2 separate regions of the Homo sapiens genome follow, and region 1 is linked to region 2. The links are chromatin loops, found by intact Hi-C in ENCODE. Cell type or tissue: dorsolateral prefrontal cortex. All regions are shown on one strand. Each heading gives the region's core, and the rest is flanking DNA. Links, peaks and the distances in the headings are about the cores only.

Region 1 (7,991 bases), core at 1,786-6,785, 79 kb before region 2:
CATAAAGACAGATATGGGCACAGGGAGGACATCTTGTGAAGATGAAGGCAGAGATTAGGATGATGCTTCTGCAAGCCAGGAAATGCCAAAGATTGTCAGCAAACCACCAGAAGTTATGGAAGAATCATGGAACATTCTCTCTCACAGCCTTAAGAAAAAAGAAAAAAACCTGCAAACACCTTGAATTTTGATTTGTAGCCCCCAGAAGTATGAAACAATAAATTTCTCTTGTTTAAGCCACCCAGTGTGTGGTGCTTTGTTAGGCAACCCCAACAAACTGATACACTGGCTTTGTTGCAGAGAGATGCAAGAGAGAAAGAGATGTTGCAGCAGCTGCAAAACAGAGATACAAAGCAGGTGCTGCCTTCCAAAGCTTCTGCTCATACTCCACTGGACAAAGCACATCACACAGCTAAGCCTGATGGCAGTGGTGGTGAAAAGGATTTTCTTCACACAAGGACTACCCCCCCGCCCCTGCTCCAGGGAAGAGCAGGGAATATTTTTAACAATAAAACAGTCTACCGTAGCAACACTATCATCACTATAGGCAGATGGGTATTGAGGGCCATTGAACTCAGGCCCAAAGACAACAACTGAGTGGTACAAGCTGAATAATTTGTGGAGCCAGTATATTATCCCTGCTTTTCTGCCCCAAATCCAAGGCTATTCCTACTGCATCCCCAAGGAATTCTAAAGGTAGCCAGTTTGCCAATACTGATCCCTGTCCTGGAAGTGCTAATGCAACTCCCCTTCACAATATCAGCCACTTGGTTAAGAATCATAAAATTAGCTTCAAAAATAAATAAATAATTAAACTTGTATAATAATCAAAGGTCAGTCTTTATGCTCTTTCTTAGCATAAAGCCTCTCATTAGAATACTGCCTGAGCTTTTTTCCTGGGTAAACACATGTGTGAAATCAGGGCATTGGTTTGATTGTTGTGGTATTATACAGCTTTGTATAGATTTGCCTCGGAAAATGAACCTTTGAGGGTATTAATTGTGAGCCTCTTAACCAGCTCAGCCCAGCCTTCTGCTCACAATGTTTTGAGAGGCAGTAGCTAATTAGGCCAGTTAGGTCAGGTCAAGCCTACTATAGTGCATCTGGCTGGGCCTGCATCATAAATTAGGCCAGCTCCACATCTGGGAGGGCAGAGCTGGAAGGCTCCTTGCCCTTAGGCTAGCCAAATGTCCCAGTATGCCCAGGACTGAGGGGTTTCCCAGAACATGAGACTTTCAGAGCTAAAACTGGAATCACTCCCAGGAAACCAGGATGGTTGGTCACCCCAGGCCTCCGTCCTCTTCAGTAAATCCAAGTCCAGAATTTTCAGATAGGAAACTCGAGACCAGAGAGGGAAGAGAACATCCACATCACATAACCTTAATGTTAGGGGGACCAATCATTCTGGTTTTCCCTGTGAGGGGGCTGCCACGCAGTGGGACTTTCAATTTTAGAGCTGGAACAGTCCTGGGGAAACTGGGAGGAGTGGTCATCTCATCCAATAATGTCTTATTTTACAAATAGAGAAACTGAGACCCAGAGAAAAGTGAGTTGTCCAAGGTCACATTGGAAATAAATGGCAAACTGGGAGCAGAAGGAGGTTTCTTAACTCCCACTCCAGTGCTATTTCTGCAGTATAATACAGATTTCTATCTATCAGTAAGTGCCTATTTATTCACATTATTCAAGCAGCTTTCAAATTTATTTTGAACACTTTGTAAAGACTAGAAAATGGACTTCAGAATGGGAGACCAAGATGGTCCTTTCCCTAAGAGCACCTTGCTGAGGCTGAGGAGTGCCACCTGGCTATAGATCTCAGGGGCTCTCTTCTCTAGGATTTTCAACCCAGGAGATCTCTTCTACACAGAGCTTTTGTGATATCTGTCACACACACACAAAGATAAGCTCCTCTCTTCTCTCCTAATTGATATCACCTGTGCTCTTCTCCTGCACAGCTTTTCCAAGCAGACAGCATGCAAACACCTCTAATTCTGCATAGTGGATTCAGCACCAGTGGACATGTCCTTCTTATCTTACCAGAATGCCACACAGTTGCCACATCTAGGTGTCTGCCTCAAATCCAAGACCCCAGTCCCAATCTCAGAGTTAGCAAGGGCTTAATTTGAATCATACCTCTCCCACATACTGTCCACTTAACTTTGATGAAATCACCTAATCTCTGTGGTCTACAGTTTTATTATCTACAATATTGCTCTCAGGATTCTTAAAAATCATTGTACAGTGTCTGATGCATTACTGGGCCTAGTAGTTATATAATAAATGACAGATTTATCAATGATATACTCTGATAACTTGTTAACAGATTACAGAGTCATGCACATCTGGGTTTGAATTTTACATCTATTACTTATTAACATTATGACCAGGAGTAATACACTTTTAATTTCTGGCACTCAGATTGTCTTTGCTGTAAAGATCATGAATCATAGTCCTCTATCTGCAAGGTCACTGTATTTGTTTTTCTACAAAATGTGTATTCAATAATGTAGCTATTGTTAAAAATTGTCTTTGACCAGCGCTCCTCCACAAGAAATTCCCATGGAAAAAGTGGACACAGAAAACACTAAGTGCCAAATAAACACCATTACTTTTAAGTTCCCACCACCCTAAATTCCCAAGGCAGGACCATGGAGAGCTCCTTTTGATTTTTATAAGCTTTTTCTGTTTTGTTTTGTTTTGTTTTTGTTCTTTCTCTCTAAGAACTGGAGCAGAGCATTCTTCTGAGATCTCCCATCTACCTTTTTATTTAAATATAAATTTAAATATTTACCTTGTTTTTTCTCTCACTCACTGTATTCATGGCTATGTGTCAGTTCAGATGGGTTCAGCTGCATTTAAAATAAGAAAACCTTACGAAACATTGACTGTAAAAGATAGAAATTTATAAAATAAGTTAAGATGCAGGTGTTTTATGGCTGGTAAGGCTGCCTGACATTCCCAGAGAGACTGAAACCTTTCCTTTTCTAGTCTGCCATCTTTAGCAAGGGGCTTTCATGTTCAAGGATGCCTCATGGTAAAAAGATAGCTGCTGGAGCTCCAGCTATTGTATTTAGATTTGAAGAAAGAAGGATGGAAAGAGGCTAAGGCCAAAATCCCCATTTCACTATCACCAGATATATAACATTACCATTCTGTAGCTACAAAAAAAAGCCAGGAAATGTGGCTTTTGTTTTCTAGGTCTCAGTTTCTCAACTTATAAAATTGAATATTTGGCTGTGTGATTTCGATGTCCTCTCCCACTTTATAATATGTGAACTTAAAAGACTGTATTTCCTGACTTTCTTTGCAACTGAGAGATATCCATATGTGAGTAGCAACCAAAGAGTGGGACTTTTGGAGAGCAGTTTAAAGGGATTTGGTTCAGTTGGAAGACGTTTTAGTTGGGTACATTGCTGCTCTGTGTATCAGGGTTCTATTGCTAAGAAAAGAGAGAGTAGGTTTTGGATAAGCAGCTCATGGTTTCTGCCATATAATATTACATTGTTTATTCATAAATCAGTTACATTCCATAGGTAAATCTGCAACCATTCCCTACCTTTGTTACCTCTAAAATACCACGGTAGCTTCCTGCTCGTACCATAGTTGATCACTGCACTCTGATTCGGTGGTACGAAACCCCCATAGGATTGGTTAAATTTTGATTGATTGAATTCTCCTTGTAATCTGACTCTGTCCAATCAGTTGGTGAAGTCTCATTCCCTAGGTTATCTACTCTTATACAGATAAGGAGCTATATGAGTTTATAGTTCACATAATAAATAAATGTTTTTATTTATTTATCAAACTTTCACATTCCCAGTGAAGGATAATTCCCCAACACAGTCTGAACTTGGTCTTGTCTGGCTGCTTTATTAAATTGTCTACTCTACTGAATATTGTCCTACTTATACTTAAAACATTCTAACTTCACCACTGTGTATATGATGTTCTTGTCTAAAAAATAATTCATTTAAAAAGTATAATGATTTAAATAACCTATAAAATAAAATAGACTCTACTAACAGCTACATATATTTTCAAAAACAGTAGAAGAATATTGCCACACCTGCAAATAATATTGCCTAATAACCATGAGATGGTTTTTGTGAGGCTGGCTATATAGCTATTATACTCCTATTATCCTACAAATTTTACACATTAAAAATCATGAGACCTACAGAGCCAAGAATCTTCTCCAAAGACAGTGATTCACCCCACCCCCTATTTTTGTAGAACATCTGAAAATTTGGAACTTATTCAGTTTGGGCCTTTTTCTGTATTTGTTGTTGTTATAATGTGAATCAAGTACTTATGACAATCCCTGTTTATGAAAAATGACTCATAGTTTTCAGCAAAAGTGCCAAGCTCAACTGTGTACAGCAGAGTATTGGGAAGAGAAAGTTAAATTTAGCCTCCAAGTGAGGAAATGAAGACAGGGAAAAAAAATTAAAACTGTTCTCCAACATCCTGCATCAATGTGTTGGGTGGCCTGTGCTTAGTCATAAAAGCAGCCAGAAAAAAAGAACAATAAATGCAAAAGACTTTTAAAGACGTAATGTGCAATATGCTCTAGAAGTGAATTAAAGATATTTAAGTTATTTACAAAGAAAATGAAATGACCACTTTGTTATAGGATACAGGACATAAAATCCAGCAGTGAGCCATTCAGTGGACTTACAACAGGGATCGTGTCCTGAATTTTACCAAGCTACTTTTCAATGACCCTGGAAACATGTTTCATTAGCTCAATCAACAGCAAAGGTGATTCTTTTATTGAGAGTTCTTTACAGATTATAAATAAAGATTTATTAAGAATGAATACAGTTTTTATTTATTGAGAATCTGCTGTGTACCCTTCCCATCCGTGCTGTGTGATGGAGACAGCACCATGGAAAGGCAGGATGAGTGATACAGTTTCAGGGATCCCAGAAGTCTCTTCACTCTCCCCCAACCCCTCCTCAAAATGTCTCTTTTGATGTTAATCCCTTATGAATTCAAGTCTACATTTAGAGGAGCAATAATTTAAATCAAGGCTGTATCCCACAGTGAAGCACAGATCCTCTATGGACAAATCCAGTCTTGAATTTCTATCAGTCTTTTACCTCTTTGTGTGAATGGAGTTATCAAATAGACAGGAGAGAAGAGAGAACATGGGGCATAGTGCCGTTTATTGCAGAAGCTGTAGTTAGGCTCCCTGGAGGCCAAATCTGCCCCTGCCGATTTGCATCTCTTAGCACTTGTCATCAGTGTTCAGGAGGAATCATTCTTCTCTGGATAGCCACCAACATAGTGTATCTGCAGGGGTCCCAAGGGGGGCTATGTGCTCTGAAAGCTCCTCCAGAACTTGCCCACCACATGTACCACATGTCGCTTCAAGCTCCCTGGGTATGACAGTCTGGAGGCTGCTTCTCTTAAAGTGCAGAACTATTAAGGTCCATTTTTTGATAAATCACTTTTCAATTTTAAAAGAATATTCTTGTCCATTATATTTGAGCCACACGACAACCCTACAGGGAATGTATTATTGATTTCATTTTATACAGAGAAAATGGAGGGTAAGAGAGTGTCTCCAAGTTACCCAGTTAGTTTGGTTTGGATTTTTCTAACCTCCGCTATCATGTCTATAAAAAGATCTACCTGGAACATCACACACTGGGGCCTGTCAGGGGGTGGAGGGCAAAGGGAGGGAGAGCATTAGGACAAATACCTAATGCATGCGGGGCTTAAAACCTGAATGATGGGTTGATGGGTGCAGCAAACCACCATGGCACATGTGTACCTATGTAAAAAACCTGCCCTTTCTGCACATGTATCCCAGAACTTAAAATAAAAATTAAAATAAAATAAAGTAAATCCACCTTACATTTTCATAATACATTTCAGCTCACAAAGCTTTTTCACACATAATCTCACCAACTCCATCTGATTGAGCACCATTGTTTTCTGCTACTTCTCTCCAAAGACTTCCAAGGGCTGAACTTGTTTCTTGGACTGATCAAGTTCCCCACAAATAAGCATAGAGAGAAGGCAAATGCATAAGGCAGGAGTCTATGTTTGTAAAACACACATAAATAGCCATATTCCCAGGGGCAAGAGAAGTGGCTGGGGAGTCAGGACCCTGCGACGGAATCCCAGGTTCATTACATGTCATCACTGTGGGCAAGTCAGACTCTGAACTCCTTTTCCAAAGCTGTAACATAGAGGTTAGATGAAGTGATATACATGAAGATGTTTTGTAAATGGTTACACACACATCAGGGGTTATAATAATCAAAAACAGGGTCCCCACCTTGAAGGGACTTGAAGATTTAAACTTTATTCATCTTCACACGACCCAGCTTAAAATAGGTTAAGTAAATCATTTGAATGATCAAATGCACAAATAACGTATACATCAAAAAAATGAGAGAGGCCTGAACTGTGACTAAGAACAGTGTTTGGGCAGGCAGGAGGAGAACTCCATTGATTAATTTCTCCCATTGATAGTGGGCCTCACAATGTGGGGTGCAGTTCCCTACACATTTTCTCATTTCACCTCCATCCATTTTGGCGGTCACAGAGCCTGTGCTCAGTGAGATTACTAAGTAACTTGTCCACCGTTAGTGACTAGAGGGGCTGGGGTTTGAGCCTGAGTTTGTGCAATTTCAAACTTTTGGCTTATTCTCTGCAGTTCACTGAGCACATTGAATGAGGAATTCTAGACCCTTGGTCCTAAGTAGCTACTGGTATTGTTTCTCCCCTACACCCTACTTATTACAGGATTTGGAGTTAAGATTAAACTTTCTCCAGGCTCCCCGTTAACGTTTCCTGATTTTGTTCCTTCAGCTTGCCTGAAATCCCCTGGCTCCTTTGTTGCAAATGGCCTCACTTACTGTACTTCCCTAGGAGGTCATCCATGGATGACCATGTTCACTACCATTTATCCATTGAAGACTTGTGGGTCACTCTCTGCCTCACCACCTCCATTTCTACCTTCATTCATGATGATTTCAAAATCCAAGTAAATGATAAAACCGACAAACTGGTCTCTCAATTTCTTACCCCTAAAACTGCACTTCTACTCCATTTATCACTCACTCCTATTGTCATTCCCTTAGCCATTTTCATTGTTGATAACATATTTCTTCAAAATTTTCTCTTTTAAGTGACCCAATCTGCATCCACTTATCTTTCACCCATATTTCTTTTAGTCACGTGACTCCAAAAGTTCTACGATCCCTGCAAAAGGTCAAAGCCCTATCACCTTTTCACTATGATAAGTGACCTCACTTCTGGTTTTGATTTCTGGTCCATCATTATAACCCTCAACTCTCCTGTACCTCTCTCTCTATCCTTGCAACATGCCAACCCTGGTTAAACCCAACTCTCACTCTACTTTATACCCACATTTAAGGAGCTAAATAAAACTAGATTTAAAACACAAAAATATGCCTTTTGTGCCTATGGATCTCAATTTTAATTTATGATCACAAATTTCAAGTGTGCTTTCAATGTTTCTCCCAAATGCAAATACATTTTCATTCACTCTCTCGTTCTCTAGGGTCACTATTGCGACTTTATCTTACTTCCTCAAATCTTAAAATATTCTAGTACTTCTTCCCTCTCAGCTGCTGACATTCACTGATTATTTCACTAACAAACAGAACTACCACAAGAAGTGCCTACCTTCTCCAACCCCCCAAACTATAAACTTACCCAATAGCTATAACTAACTATGATTTCACAGAGTTTTAATAACTGATAAGCATGAGTGTTGATCTGTTTGAATGGGTGGCAGCTTTAAACATACTAGAACTATCATAAACGTACATAGCCTTGAAATATCACCCCAGTCTATACCCACAGACACTCCTTTCACTTTTGTAATAGTGAACAACTATACTCCTATACTAGTCAGGGTTCTCTAGGGGGACAGGACTAATATGATAGATAGATAGATAGATAGATAGATAGATAGATAGATAGATAGATAGATAGATGAAAGGGGGTTT
Region 2 (7,991 bases), core at 1,338-6,337:
CCTCATCAAAATTACCACCTTTGGAAATTGTTTTCAAACACCTGCTACCTTCTTCCTGCTACATCATCATCATCGTTATCAAAACAATGGCTACGGAGAACCTATCCTACTAGCTCATTTTTTAATTGAGACACAATTTGCATACAATAAAATTTACCTTTTTGAGATATATAGGTAAATGAGTATTAACAAATCAATTTATAAACATTTTTACCCCAAAACATTTCCCCATGTATATTTACATTAATCTCTTTCCCCAACTCTGGCCCCAACAACCACTGATGTGATTTCTGTCACTAGTTTTTCATTTCTAGAATATTACATGTATGGAATCATACTGAATGTGGTCTTTTTTATATGGCTTCTCTTGTTTAGCATAACGCTTCTGAAGTTCATCTTTATTACACCCACTAGTCCTTAACCTTCACAGAGCTTGAGTCTCGGGGCATTTAAAAATTATTCAGATGTGTAGCCTCACTACCCAGAAAATGAAATTCATCTTGTCTAGGGCAGTTTTGTTTTAAAAGCTCCCCTAGTGAGATAACCTAACAGAAAATCTAGGTGACCTTGGGTATGGTGATGACTTTTTAGATACAACACCAAAGGCCTGATCCATGAGAGAAAGAAATGATAAGCTAAACTTTATTAAAATTAAACATTTCAGTTTCACAAAAGACACTGTCAAAAGAATGAAAAGACAAGCCACAGACTGAGAGAAAATATTTGCAAGACATATCTGATAAAAGACTGTTGACCAAAAATACAAAGAAATTTTAAAACTTAACAATAAGAAAACAACCAACCAAGACCTTAACAGACACTTCACCAGAGAAGACAGACAGATGGCAAATAAGCATGTGAAAAGATGCTCCACATCATATGTCATCGGGGAAATGCAAATTAAAACAACAGCGACATACCATTACATGCCTATTAGAATGACCAGAATCCAGAGCATAACACCAAATGCTAGTGAGGATACAGAACAACAGGAATTCAGGTTCATTGCAGGTGGGAATGCAAAATGGTACAGTCACTTTGGAAGACACTTTGGTAGTTTCTCACAAAACTAAGCATACTCTTACCATATAATCCAGCATTAATGCTCCTTAGTATTTACCCAAAGGAACTGAAAGTTTATATCCACACAAAAACCTGCATGTGGATATATATATCAGTGTTATGAATAATGGCCAAACTTCAAAAGCAACCAAGATGTCCTACAGTAGGTGAATGGATAAATAAGCTATGGTATATCAAGACAATGGAATGTTAGTCAGGGCTACAAAGAAATGAATTTTCCAGCCATGAGAAGACATGGAGGAAACAAAAATACACGTTACTAAGTGAAAGAAGTCAATCTGAAAAGGCTGCGTACTATATAATTCCAACTGCAACATTCTGGAAGAGGCAAAACTATGGAGACAGTAAAAAGATCAGTGGTTGCCAGATTTGTGGGGAGAGATAAACAGGTGAAGCATAGGAAATTTGTAGAGCAGTGAAAATACTCTGTATGATACTATACTGTAGATACATGTCATTATATGTTTGTCTAAACCCACAGAACATTAACATTAACATGAACCCTGATGTAAACTATGAACTGTAGGTAATAATGGTGTGACAGTGTAGGTCCATCCATTGCAACAAAAGTGCACACTGGTGGGGGTTGTTGATAGCTGGGGAGGCTGTACATGTGTAGAGGCAGAGAGTGTGTGGGAAATCTCTGCACCTTCCACCTAATTTTGCTGTGAGCCTAAAACTGCTCTGAAAAATAAAGTCCATTAAAACAAAAACAGAAACATAAAACAGCTCTCCAGGCATACAGGTTTGAGAACCACATCCTGAGTCGTTTTACATATATAAACTCGAATACTCAAGATCAGTCTGAAAAGTGTTTATTATTCAATTTTATAAGTAAGGAAAGCCAAGCTTTAAAAGGTTAAATAACTTGCCCAAGATCACACAACTAGTGATTGGAAAAGTGAGACTCAAACTCAAGCCTACCTTTTACCAAGCCCATGCGCCTTCTCCTGGGCTGCTTCAGGCAAGGGAAAAAAATCTCCCAGTGTCACAGTGAGGCAGTTCTTGTACTCAGAAGAGGCCATGGAAAATTTTTGCTTAAGAAAAGGGAAAACAGCTCCTGTTATGTGGCTGGAGGTGGGTGGAAAGCATCTAAACAATTTTCAGAACATGATAACTCTGTTTCATGCTTCAGCAGGATAAAAATGGCTGGGCAGAAATTTACCAAACTTTTAGCAGAAAAAAAAAAATCACCTTTGGGCTCAGAACTAGTCTGATAAATTCCAGCCTAAAGGGTGAGTCAAAGAATGCTGAAATGTGCTGAGACAGACTTACGAAAAAAGACTCTGCAATGATAACTATGGCAAAGCCAGTGCTGTCGGACAAGTAGCCTGGTCTCAGAGGTCAGATTGGCCAGAAGAAAAATTAAAAGCTCCCTCCAGCTTTCGGTTTCTATGTATACACTGTTAACTGGCCTTGTCTGGGAAGAAGTTTGTCTCCTTTGCTTACTGAGTCCTACAGGAAACAAAAGTGGGCCTGGTGGGACTTGTTTGTCAGAAAGAATACTAAATGCCTTAGTAGACATTTTAAAATGAAGAGCAGTTTCTTTTTGCCTTTGTGTCCTCATAGCTGAGCTCCCACATATCAGTAAGAACACACAATGTTTGGTTTTCCATTCCTGAGTTACCTCACTTAGAATAATAGTCTCCAATCTCATCTAGGTCATTGCAAATTCTGTTAATCTATTCCTTTTTATGGCTGAGTGGTATTCCATCATATATACATACCACAGTTTCTTTATCCACTCAGTCATTGATTGATGGGCATTTGTTGTTAACTAGCAACCCAGGAAGCCATAAGTTTTCAAAGTACATTCAAATTCTTTGAAATTAGAAATACTACTGTCTTTACCAAACTTTGGAAACTGGGTGCTGAGAACAAAGTGGTACGTTTGCTTTTTCGTACATGACATTATGTAGTAGGATGGTACACAAGCATTTTTTTTTTCTTGGTAACCAGAGGAATGTCAACGAAGTCTATTTTAATGAGTGAACAATCTCATCTTGACTGACTGACTCATCTGCTGGTTGCAACATGTCCACACATCCCACAAGACCTCTGAAAACACTGAGTGAGTCAGGGAGGATGCAGAAGCTCCAATGTGAGGGTGTCTGCAGCTGCCTGGGAACAGCAGCCAGGGCAGAAGGAATGGACACCACCCCCGACCCCATCCTCATATGCCACTGAAGGGCTCCTGAAGAGTTCAGATGGTTGGCCTCAGAGATTGTGCTCAGGGTGTATGGATTTGCTGGGGCTGCTGAAACAAAGCACCATACCCTGGGAGGCTTTCAAAGCAGAAACCTGTCTCGCAGTTCTGGAGGCGGGAAGCCTGAGATCAAGATGTCTGCAGCTCATTTCCTCCTGAGGCTGTGAGAAAGCCTCTGCCACAGGCCTCTCCCCTCATCCCGCAGGCCTCTCCCCTCACCGTGGTCACGGCGGTCTTTGGCATCACTGGCTTCTGCTCTAACACCATGATGACTGCCTTGGTCTTTACAAAGCATTGTCCCTGAGTGCATGCCTGTCTCCAAATTTCCTATTTCTGGGGACACCAGTCATGCTGAGTTAAATCTAGTGTGACCGTAAACTAACTTTCCTAATTATATCTGCAAAGACCCTATTTCCAAACAAGGTCACATCTGACGTTCTGGGGGTTAGAAGAACTTCAACATAAGAATTTGGAGGGTACACAATTCAATCCCATAACCAACTGGGACTGTCCTTTCAACCAATTCCCCAGGTGATCATGTCAACCTGGTTAGATAACCACTATCTTAGAGTAGAAGCCTCACCCTTTGGTAAACTCATCTCCATCACAGAAAGAAATTAAAACACATGCACACACAAAACATATGCCTTTTGTTCCCCTTACTCCTCTCTTACCACCCAAATAACTCAGTTTTGCTTTGCTCAACTTACTTTCTTAGACCAAAAGAGAAAGAAAAGAAGATTGGGGGTTGAGGTGTTTACAGAAGGCGATTATGAAGGGGGAACATATTCAGGAGGGCATCCAAACCCATCTCTGCTGGCTCCCCACTGTGGCTGCAGTAAGATCCAGAGATCACAGTCCCCAAGAGGGGATTTTATATTGGATAATGTTCAAGGTCTGTGAAAGTTTGTTCTTGTCCCTAAAGATGTTTGCTATTCCAAACATCAAATAAAATTGAACACCCATATATAACATGTTTTCCTCTGTGAGAAATCCAAAGAAATGGCACCTGCTCCTACAGCCACTTGACGTACATTTAATTTTCTTGGGAAAGGGCACAGCCAAAACCAAAATACTTAACGTGTGCATGTAAAACAGCATGGAAGTGCTATGAACTTGATGACCAATGAGGAGGAAAAGGAGACAATTTACAACTCTTATTAAGAGCATCATAAATGTTTGCTCCAAACAAAAATCAGAACCTTTTTTACAAGTTAAAGGTAAGTTTCTAGCCAAGAAAAAAAATACATGAATATCTACAAACTGAGGAGTTCTCTACACACTCTGTATGTTACAAACATTTGTGTTTTGTCTAAAAGAGGTAGTTACATATGTGGGGGGTGGATAGTGCTACGCAGAATTCTGGGTCGTGAACAATCCAGGCTACACATAAGCCAGAGTGATCTTTGAAAATGCAAATCAAATCATGTTGCCTTCCTGGTCAGCAACTGTGAAGTGTTTCAATTCCACTAGGAATGAAGTCCAAAGCCCTTGCCAAACCTGGACCTGACTAATTGACTACCTTCCACCCCATGGGATTAGGATAAGGAGGGAAGCTGCAGAAGTACACCTATAAGAGAACAACAGCAGAGGCAAGGGGGCTCTTCTCAATTGATTATAAGAATCCTCACAATAGAAGAGTACACCATCATTGCAAAAGGAGTCCAGCAAATGCCTCTTCAAGGGAGACTGCCATGCTTTTCCCACTTCACTCACCAAAGCCAGGATTGGGGTAAGGCAAGAGAGATGCCTAGGGTGTAAAATTTAAGGAGATGCTCTCAGAGTCCTGCAAGTGCTTCTGTAGATTTCGCATGCTAGGTGCCTCTCTTGCCTTACCCTAGCCCCAGCCCGAACCCCATCAAGCATAATAGAGATGCTATAGTTAATTACATTTGATTTAGATCAGCTGCCCTACCACACACCCAGCTGGCTTCTGACGTAGCCTGAGCCAGCCTCTGTAAAGGGAACAGAGATGACTCAGGACCAGAGTTTGAACTGACAAGCTTATGATCTGACAAGGGACGTAATGCAATTAGCTTGATACTCAGAAGGCCACGACAAGTTCCCTAACAGAGGGTCCTTGGTATGTGGGAATGACACAGGAAGGAATTGCTCCATGGGGGTTAGCATGGCCTCCTCTAGGACATCACATTTGGGATGGACATTGAAGAATGAGCAAGATTTTGACAGGTGAAGCTGAAAGTGGAAAGATTCCCAGTAGAAAGGTGAATGTGAGCAAACATGATTTTTACAAAGGAATATAAGGTAAAATGATGCATGGAGTGTAAAGAAAAGGTTTCAAGGGCATTCTGTGCCTAGCCTGCAAATGCCTGGGCATCATCAAAGTCAACGCAGCTCTTCAAGCCTGATATTTTTTCTGTCATTTTCTTTCTAATTAGTACAGGAGTTAAGCTCTCAAGGCTTAATTTTACTCCTATGCCTGTGTTAATGGCAGGATTGGCTATTAGCTGATGTCAAACCTGATTCTCCTCCACGTAGAGCATTTAAACTCTGCTCTCAGTTAATTCCTTCATCATATACTGAAGAAGAGTTTCCTCATCCAGACCTAATGACACTCTGAGAAGGAAGGTAACAGACTTCAACACACCAGCCAGGGGATTAAATGCACTAATTAAAATGCAATGCCCCCCAAGCCACCTGGTTTCCAAAGATCAGCAAAGCCAAGAAGTCAATGAGGCTAAAAGTTCAAATTGGCAAGTGGAGCAAGGATCATGGTCCCAGGAGGGAGGCCCCGGAACAGCTCCAAGCAGCCAGGCAGCTCCCACTTGGAGAGACGAAATGCTTTCCAATGGCTGTGTGTAACTCATAATAACATAATTTTATTCTTAGAAGCAATTTCCATTACTGGCCCTGTTTATTATCACATTATTTTCTCAATAGCAGCAATAAACACACTAAACTCTCTCTGTTTGCCCACATTTTTATTACTGTTCACGGTAGTCAGGAAAGGGTAAGCGGTGAAGAATGCATTCATTACCGGGGATCCCGGGGCTGCTGGCCTCACTGCCAGTCTGACAGCCCCACTGCGGCCTCAGAGGTGGCCGGGAGCCTGAGGCGACCCCAGGGGCCAGAGAAAAGCAGGTGGAACCAGACAGCAGTGCCCAAGCTGGTCAAGCTCATGGTTACCACCAACGAATTTGTTTTAGTCTCCACATTTGTGATTTCGACCTAGTATTTTATATATATATATATAATATATATATACCAAAGTATATATATATATTATCTATATACCAAAGTATATATATATAAAATATATATACCAAATATATATATAATATATATATACCAAATATATATAAAATATATATATACCAAATATATATATAAAATATATATACCAAAGTGTATATATATAATAAATATATATCAAAGTATTTTATATACCAGTATTTTATATATATACCAGATAGTATACCAAAAATGAATATTTGAGCATTCTGAAGAGTGGTTGTCAAACTGCATTAGTTGTGGCCTTCAGTGGGTTATGAAAATTTGTTTCAAATTTGAAAAAATTTAATGGGTCATAACCAGCATTTTGTAAATGAAAGGATTAGAACAGCATGGATGACAGTAGAGTCATCAGTTTGAAATGCTTTTGTTTTGTTTTTGTGTGTGTGTGTGTGTGTGTGTGTGTGTGTGAATGCATTGAACCATGATAGTTTCTTACCATAGGTTGATGTCAAAAATGTTTGAGAAACACAATTTATGATTCTAGCCTTCAAAGAAAATGATAGAATCATGAAATAAAAGAGCAGCTGACCTTAGAATTGGAGATAAGTGGGTTTGAATCCCGACCTCCCCACTTGCTCACTGTATGACTTCGGGCTTGCCGCTTCCACCTTCAGTCTGCCATCTGAGAGTGAGTGTGAAACACCTGCTTCAGCAGGGCTCTTGTGAGAATGTGGCGGGTTAATGTGCACTGTGGAAAGAGCAGCAGGTCTGAAATCAGAACCCGTGGGTGTCTGCTCAGCCCTGTGATTCATTAGCCGTGATTGAGCAGAGTACTTTATCTCTCTCGGCGTCAATCTCATCATCTGTAACATGTGGGTAATGACATCCACCGCACAGGTTTGTTGTGAGGATTAATGAGATAAAAAGATGTGTATGTGCGTTGCAAATGGAAAAGTGCTGTAAAATGTGAGGCTTGTTATTTCTGCTTTATCTAACGTTGATGCTGTTCCTAGTGGATTCTGGTGGTCCTATCTCAAAAGCTACCGGTGAAGGCCACAGCCAGGCATAGCCTGGGATGTGCTAAGGTGGAAGCATCAGTGAGTGGCAGGGCCTCAGACAGAAAACCAGAATGTTGAGGACTCTCCCTGAGACTTCCTCTCTCCTCTAAGGACCTGAAGGACTTCAGATGTGCTTCAGGGCACTGCTATCAATACGAAAATGAGGACTTTCCACAGAGATAAACTGCATGTCAGGCAGAGGCAGCCCTGAGACCCCATTCCAAATGTGTCAGATGATATAATTACAATTTATTCTCTTTGCTGACGGCAGCCTTTTAAAAATCCATTCCAGTCTGGTTTCAACAGAGCCGTAGGAGCCTTAATGAATATCAGGGCCTTCTACACACCATTTCCAAATAAAGATTCCAGGGCTGCTCTGAGGAGAAACTGTCAATTGGTCTGGTGGCACTTAGCGGTGTGTTCTTTCTTAAAAGTGGTGTGACTTTTCT

What was found. A loop is a pair of places that touch in the nucleus more often than their neighbours do. Peaks named below come from ENCODE experiments on the same cell type or tissue, not always from the same donor. Only the 100,000 strongest peaks of a DNase experiment are listed, where the experiment ranks them.
Region 1: a loop joins it to region 2, with 10 times the contacts of the local background. A loop is called at or near these places in 1 of 110 quality-filtered maps.

The regions. Positions count from the first base shown.
Region 1 is chr2:14,674,603-14,682,593 of GRCh38, forward strand. No RefSeq gene overlaps it. Among named protein-coding and RNA genes, the nearest start is that of LRATD1, 46 kb to the left of the region's middle. In dorsolateral prefrontal cortex, for the core only: no CTCF peak of the experiment used is centred there; no DNase peak of the experiment used is centred there.
Region 2 is chr2:14,754,020-14,762,010 of GRCh38, forward strand. No RefSeq gene overlaps it. Among named protein-coding and RNA genes, the nearest start is that of LRATD1, 130 kb to the left of the region's middle. In dorsolateral prefrontal cortex, for the core only: no CTCF peak of the experiment used is centred there; a DNase peak (open chromatin) is centred at 3,235; H3K27ac peaks cover 672 bases.